Linked DNA regions of Homo sapiens: region 2 is linked to region 1. The links are chromatin loops, found by intact Hi-C in ENCODE. Cell type or tissue: endothelial cell of umbilical vein. All regions are shown on one strand.

Region 1 (4,000 bases):
AGTGCCTGTAGTCCCAGCTACTCAGGCTGATGCAGGTGAATCAAGCTGATGCAGCTTGAACCCGGGAGGCAGAGGTTGCAGTGAGCTGAGATCGTGCCACTGCACTCCAGCCTGGGCGACAGAGTAAGACTCTGTCTCAAAAAGAAAATACTCATATGTTATTTCCCTGTGTGGCTTCTCCGTGTTTGGAGGATGCTTTGGGGGTGTCATTACTCAGAATGGTTGACTTTTGACTTCTCTCTCCCACCTTTGTTATCCTGCTCCTTGTCCAGATCCTGCCTTTGGTTCCTTTTTCTCCCTCTATGATGATAAGGGACTTGGAACTTGATAAGGGAAAAGTTTTCGGTAAATAGCGCTGAACTTCATCAGTTGTGTAAAACAAAGTGTCCACTCCCCTTCTAAACCTACAGGGTTATTCAGTCTCAGTCCTGCTTTGAATTTTATACAAAGTATATGTCCCAGTGGCTCTTACATATCTGAGCAGTCTTCTTTCTCACAGATGTCACTGGAGTGCAGGTCCATGCTTTACTGTGTATAGCAGAAAGCACAGGTCCATGCTTTACTGTGTATAGTTCTTTATGACTGTGTGGCAAATAACCACAAACTCATAATCTTAAAACAAGACTCTTATTAACTCACAGTTCTGTAGTTAAGGAGTTAAGTATGGCATGACTGGTTCCCTGCTCAGGGTATCACAAGATTAAATCAAGGTGTTGGCTGAACTCAGTTTTATTTTAGAAGCTCTGAGGAAAAAAAATACTTTCAAGACATTTGTTAGCACAGTTCAGTTCCTTGTGACCATAGGACTGAGGTCCCTATTCCTTGCTGGCTGTCAGCCAGCTGTCTCCCAACATCTAGTGATTGAGCATGTGGCACTTTCCATCTTCAAGCCAGCAATGGCATGACAAATTCATCTGTCCCTTCAAACGTCTGATTTTCTCTTCTACGGCTGCCAGATAAAACTCTCTGCTTTTATTTTTATTTATTTATTTATTTTTATTTTTTTTTGAGATGGAGTCTCGCTCTGTCGCCCAGGAGTGCCGTGGTGCAATCTTGGCTCACTGCAAGCTCCGCATCCCAGGTTCACGCCATTCTCCTGCCTCAGCCTCCTGAGTAGCTGGGACTACTGGCGCCCACCACCAAGCCTGGTTAATTTTTTGTATTTTTAGTAGAGACGGGGTTTCCCAGTGTTCACCAGGATCGTCTCGATCTCCTGACCTTGTGATCCGCCCGCCTCGGCCTCCCAAAGTGCTGGGATTACAAGCATAAGCCACTGCACCTGGCTAACTCTCTGCTTTTAAAGGGCTCAGGTGATTAGTTCAGGCCCACCCAGGTGATTCCCCTATTTTAAGGTTTGTTGCAACTGTGCAATGTAACATAATCTAATCACAGGAGTGAATTCCACGAAATTCCCAGTCCTGGGGATTATGCATGGGATTGCTCAGGGGATAGGAAGTTTTAGGAGCCATTTTAGATTGTAATTCAGGTAAAGATGTTTTGGACTAGGCATTTGTAGTCAGCACAGAAAGATGTGGATAGATTTGAGATATATGTGAAAGCATAACTGATGAGATTTTTATGATTGATTCAATCTGGGTTGAGATAAGAGGTCAAAGATGATGCCCAGATTTATGACTTGAGAAACTTGATGAGTCTTGGTACCCTGTGGAAGCAACCTCTCTTTTAAAAGGATTCGCTGAATAAATCTTCCACTTTTCTATTACCAACTTCTATCTCTCTTTTGCTTTACTCTTCGACAGGTGAGAGTGATATATTGAAAATGAAATTTTTATTGCTGAAGAAGTACACTAAAATAAATATGCATTTATGTAAAGTTTCAGTAAGAGAATATGCAAATAGGGATGAATTTCTGAATGGTCCACTTTGTACTCACACTGTTCTCCCCATGATCTAGAATAATGCTTGGCATGCAGTAAGTGCTGTCTCTATTTATGGAGTGAATACATAAATGAGTGATTGCTAATAACAATGAATGTTAACAAAACCTCAGTGAGGAGTGAACCCAGGTGACATCAGGAGTGACTTTCAGATGGAATCTCAGGTGTGATTTCATGGGAGAAGCTGCTCTCCCATCCCTGTCCTCCCGACTGACTTCTGTTTTCTTACAATGTGTGCTGGAGTCCTGAGATCCTGGGAGCCAGGCAGTGGGAGAACCCCTTCTGGGCATCCCTTCATCGCTCTGCTGACTGGCTCCAAGCCAAGCAGGCAGTTTCCCAGAAACAGGGCTTGGCAGGCCACCAGGGGAAGGTCATCGAATCTTGCCTTGGCACCTGTTAGATAGGGTTGGGAAGCTTGAAACGCATTCCTCTGTATGCATCACTCTTTCCCAACTGACAGGAGCATTTTAAGATGATGGTTTTTCCTCAGCTGTGAAAGTAAAAGTGCTTAGTTGGCACAGCTTTCACGTCTAATGCAGAAGCAGAAGAAAGGGAAGGAAGTCACTGTGTGTTACATCCAGATGCCTGGAAACGAGACTACAGGTGTGGCTTAGCTCACAGGTTATGCAGTGGCAGCAGTTTAAGCAAAGCTTCTGGCATTCTCTAAAACAAAAGTCTACTAACAAGGAAACAAAACCCTGATTTTTAAGATCTTAAAAACCATTAAAGGGAAGAAGCAGCTTTAATTAAACCCATATCATAATCATCAGGACTTTAAAATCATTGCTTTTCTCATCCAGAGGTTTACTCTGATTAAGGGGAAATAATTTTGCCATAGGTCCAGGGTGCCAGAGAGGAGCAGTTTTTCCATTGTCCTATTACATAGGCATCTTTAATAGGTTTGTTTATATTCCACTGCCACCACCAACTTTCCCACAGGGAATTTTTGGGAACGTTGCATTCTAGCACAATGCACCTTCCTTTATTCTAAACAAGTGTCTAGAATGATTCAACATCAGGAATGAAAATATGTAGTAAAAACATTTGCAACAACACTAACATAGATAATTGTGCTCCAAGGGTTAGTCATCTGCAGTTTATTTCCCCAACTGTGAATATTCCTGCTTTTCCTGCTGGCTCCTTGACTAGGGAGAATCCTCTGATCCCTCTCTTTTAAATACATATCTTTCTCTGGTTCGATTTCTCTTGCCTGTGTTTCCGACTTTAAACTTTATTTTTACATCCAAGATTTTATACATCGTTATCTGAGAAATACAAGAGTCTATGTTCTTGAGCAGTGTGGTTGATTCCTGGTGCATGGTGTCACATACTTTCTCCTAGTTATTCAAACATGAATCCAGGGGCTGCAGTGAAGGGATTTTGCAGATGATATTATGATCCCAAATTAGCTGACCTTAAAATATGGATATCATCTGAGTGGGCCTGATATAAACACGTGAGTCACTGAAAAGCAAGGAGACTTCTCTGGCTAGTCATAAATGGGGAAGTCAGAGAGGACACTCTAGCTGGGCTGGAAGAAGCCACAAACACCCATGCCCTGAGCAGCCCACAGGGGCCATGAGGCAAAGAATAAGGGAGGCTCTAGGAACTGAAGGTAGTCTCCAGCTGACAGCCAGCAAGGAAACGGGGCCCCAATCCTACAACCACAAGAAAATAACACTTTCCCACAATGAATGCACTTAGAAGAGAACCTTGATCCCAACATGAGAATCACAGACCCAACCAGCACTTTGATTTTAGTTGAGTGTAAAGCTAAGCCGAAAACCCAGCCATGCTGCATTGGATTTCTGACCTACAAAAACTGTAAGATAATAAATGTGTGCTTCTTTAAGCTGCTAAATTTATGGTAATTTTTTACCAAGAATAGAAAATTCATAGTGGCAGCTAAAAATCCACATATTTAAACATGAAGCAGGGAAGAGGAAAATACTGATACACTAGTTGGAAGAAAAATGAGTGGAATATTAGTGTTTACTACTAAAAACATAGCTCAAGGCTACTCCTGCCACATAAGACCAGCGTTCTTCTAGTCACCTGACTGGTGAGAAATGAATCTAGTGGAGCATATTCGTTCATTCATA
Region 2 (4,000 bases), 270 kb after region 1:
TTAAATCCAAAACAAGCAAACAAAAAGCAGAAACAAAAAAAGGTTTAAGCACTATGTTGACACTGAGGCAAACAATAAAAGAACAGCTAGATGATTTGAAATGTTTTCCTGTTTTGAAAATGATTCATATTTTGATCAAATTTTCAAAATCAATCTGACTCATATATCACTTCCTAAAGGGTATTTAGCATCATTAGCAAAAATCATTATTTTGTATACACTCTTATGATAAACATTATTTTTACAGTGTTTGGGTTAAAAGGAGGAGGCAGAATTTATCTGCATGTGGAAAAAAAATCACCTGACACATTTTGTGTTTATAAATAGCACCGAACACAGTAGGGGAAAATCTGGACCACTACCCACAGAAGACACAGTGTGTACTTCCTATCAAAGCATTTTGGTGCTGATTTAATTACCACATTTAAAAAATGTCAACCAAGTAATGATTATAAGAAAGAAGACATCTGATTAGTATTGCCATGGCTGGGGGCCTTTATTTTAGAAAGGATGACTCTATGTAAGAGGAAACATCTGCTATACCATTTAAAAATCTGTTCCTAAAGGAGTGGTTCCTCCAACCTGCCCAAATGGTATTATTGAGCAAACATTGTATAATGAAGGTTTGGAAAAGTCTTATCCCCAAAACACTGCAGAGGCACAACCATTTAAACGCCCAAGCAAAATGAGTAAATGATAAATAGTATCAAATTGAATGCACAAATGAAACAGAAGGAATAAAAAGAGCCTAAGACAACTGGTGGTGAGGAACAGTGAAAGGATAGAAAGTAATATTTTTCTAAACCAAGAATATGTGTCATCTTAAATGAAAAGCAGATTTCCTCAGCTCACACAGAAAAAGACATTTTCAAAAAAGTGTATAAAGGGTATATGTAATTGAAACATACGATTTACAGAAACTAAAAAATTCAGCTTAAAAAATTATACACAGTAAAATGTGATGCCTAATCCAAAAGCTAAAATATTATTCATCAGAAGAGGTGGATACTATGTGAATACCGATTATGCCCTCTCAGTTTAGCAAATTGCTAGTTGAAAGTGTAAAATTATATAAAATACTGTCCTTAAAATACAATGAAACTGAATCATATTCAGGGCTGGAAGCCACAGACTACTTCTCAAATCTGCATCTGTCTATATTTCAGCACCATCATAAAACATTTTAAAACCTTTTAACCTTTTACTTCTTGTTGATTTTGTCTTACCCTATCCTGGGGTTTGGAATTCTATCTCAGTTATAAAATATCTATATAGAAATGCAGCTTTTCTTTCCTCAGGACAGGCTTTTAGCCAAGATGTCCTTTAATCTCACATGACCCCAGAGAAAAATGCCAGCATACAGTAAACAGTAAATCCCCCATGGTAGAGCTGATGTAGTAATGACAATGATTAATTTGGACATCCACATACGCATCTGTCTCTAACAATACTATGTGACAAGATCTCCTAAAAAGCATCTTCTTCAAATAATGCAGAGACACCCCCACTCTCACCTCCAAATACCTAATGATGGGTGTCATCTCTAGAAAAGAACATAAAAACAGCTACAAAATCCATTAATGTATGACTTGGCAACTATGAGAAACAAATGGAGGGAAGTGTAGGCCTGGCTCATTTTTTTGATGTCAACCACAAAATCAGACATGGAGTAGATCTGGGTTAAGGATAGAAAATAATTGCATAATCATTAATATGTATCAACCAAGGAGATAGTTTTAGGTAATGCATTTTTAATTTCCTTACTATATTTACTTGAAAAACATTTATAATATGAGCACATAAAATGTTAAATATAATAAATACATTTTCCAAAAACCCAGTCAAGGATCACTGAAAGCATAAATTTAGCATATTTTTCAATGGTTGGAGGGATTACTCTAGTGCAGTGGTTCTCAACGTTAGCGTGTAGCACAATCCCCTGTATAGCTGGCTATAAGACAGATTGTGGGATCAATCCCCATAGTTTGTGATTCAGTGGGTCCAAGATAGACACTTAGAATTTGCATTAACAAAGAGTTTCAAAGTTGTGCTGATGCTGCTGAGGCCAACACTTTGAGAACCATTGCTCTAGTAGAGTGAGAATTTCAAGGTTGGCTACAATGTCAATAACTTGATTTGTCTTTTTCATGAATTTCCCTAGACTGTTGTCCTTTGTGATCTCCTCCATGTCAACTGTAATCCCTCAGCATATTGGTTTCAAGCAGAGAATTCTTAGCTCCATCTTTTGTACTTAACCTACCAAGTAGTGATCAAACAACTTGACAAATCAGAACATTTATTTTTAATGCATAATTTTTACATCAAAAGAAATTAATAATAATAATTTCTAGGAGGTGCTCCTCAGTTAGATTTAAATATAGATTCTGCATTCACTATTTCTTAGTTTACAAACATTTTCCCATGCACGTACTGGTCCAAAACTACATTTCAGGTGGATGATATTCCTGGAAACAAAGAGCATTTAGTGAGAGTAGAGCAAGAGCTGGGATGGTGTGGTTCCAGCATCCCACCAGAAAAGACATCTCTGAGAGTGGGGGAAATCTCCAACTATGCCACAGCCTACAGTAATGGCTTTCCAGGAGGGGAGAGAGAATTGATTTGGGGGAGTAAGGGTACCTGCCTGTGGTCCATGAATCCTACAATGATGGACTGCATTGTGAACCCATCTATCTGCAACACCACTTGAGGATTCACTCATCCCACTTACCTGTCAACTGTTGATTATTCAGAAACAGATAAGCAGTAACCCTCTGAGGTTTATCCTCTGAGAATCAACGGGAGTGATATTTTTTCAGTTTATGCTTGCATAAAACATATAGATTGGGCTTTTGCTTCTGTGAAGAAGGAGAAAAAGCACTTTCCCCTACTCTTCTTACTAAGTACAACTGAAACCCCTGTATTTTATATATTAAATAAACATACAAAGACACTGAAAGCTGGAGAAGAGAAGACAAATCAGCTAGGGGACCTCAGAGCTCAAGGAATGACATGATGGTGAGTTCCCTGGAATCGTGTGTTGCCTCACATATCCAATTCTTGGGGCTAAAGAAACTGGAAACCCAGAAATGCCATCAGGCACAACTTTTAAAAGGGTGCCAACAAAACCATACTCTCTCTGGCCTAAGGAACAGGAAAGGAGCATCATAGCTAGATAAAAAAACAAATTTAGGCAATAACTGCTCTATTGTAGCCACAGAAGAAAGAAATAATTGTGGTTCCACCACACCTATGCCAACACAAGCTGTGTGGGAAACCTACACTTCCATCCTTGCCAAGCTGTAACAAGACACCCCAACTTCTCCCATCCCCACCGTGATGATGTCATAGAAGGCCAAGTAAAAAGCTGGGACTTTCATTTTCACCAGTGGTAATAAAGACCCCCCCTATTCCTCACCCCCACTATGTTGTCAATAGTAATGGTGGGAGGATCCTGGAGTTCTACCCCTGCCTTGCAGTACTGAGTCTCCCTTCTCCTTCTCTCCTGGGATGGTGTCACAGGTGGCTTAATGGAGAGTCAGAACTGTCACTAAGACCCAGCAGTCATTAGGCCCCCTCTTCTGTCCCCCTAGTGTGTCAGTGGAGAGACCACATGGGGAACATAAAGGAGGCACTTCTACCCTTCATAGCTGGAAGTATCAGTGAAGACCCACTTTGCCCTACAGTAATGTGAAGTCCCCTCAGGTGTCAAGGGAGACTGAGTGAGGAACCTAATTTCTACCCCCCACCTGGCACTGATGCTCACTGAGGTGATGTTAGTGGAACTCGGCTAAATCAGAAAGTTTAAATAAGATTCAGAGTCTCTTAACATATAAGAAAATGGCCAAGTTTCCATTGAAAATCATTCATCATACCAAGAACCGGGAAGATTTCAAACTGAATGAAAGACGACAATCAACAGATGCTAAAAGCAAGATCCCAGAGATGTTAGAATTATTTGACAAAGTTTTTAAAGCAGTCATAAGAAAAACATTTCAATTGA

The links. Hi-C counts contacts between places; a loop is a spot of excess contacts. Peaks named below come from ENCODE experiments on the same cell type or tissue, not always from the same donor. Only the 100,000 strongest peaks of a DNase experiment are listed, where the experiment ranks them.
Region 2: it touches region 1 in a loop (2.8-fold over the local background); 24 of 110 quality-filtered maps call a loop at or near these places.

What each region holds. Positions count from the first base shown.
Region 1 is chr18:34,772,490-34,776,489 of GRCh38, reverse strand. All of the region lies in intron 3 of DTNA (dystrobrevin alpha), which reads right to left. Among named protein-coding and RNA genes, the nearest start is that of DTNA-AS1, 6.8 kb to the right of the region's middle. In endothelial cell of umbilical vein, no CTCF peak of the experiment used is centred here; DNase peaks (open chromatin) are centred at 2,269 and 2,929; H3K27ac peaks cover 1,754 bases.
Region 2 is chr18:34,505,755-34,509,754 of GRCh38, reverse strand. It overlaps a transcript of DTNA not described here. Among named protein-coding and RNA genes, the nearest start is that of DTNA, 200 kb to the left of the region's middle. In endothelial cell of umbilical vein, no CTCF peak of the experiment used is centred here; no DNase peak of the experiment used is centred here.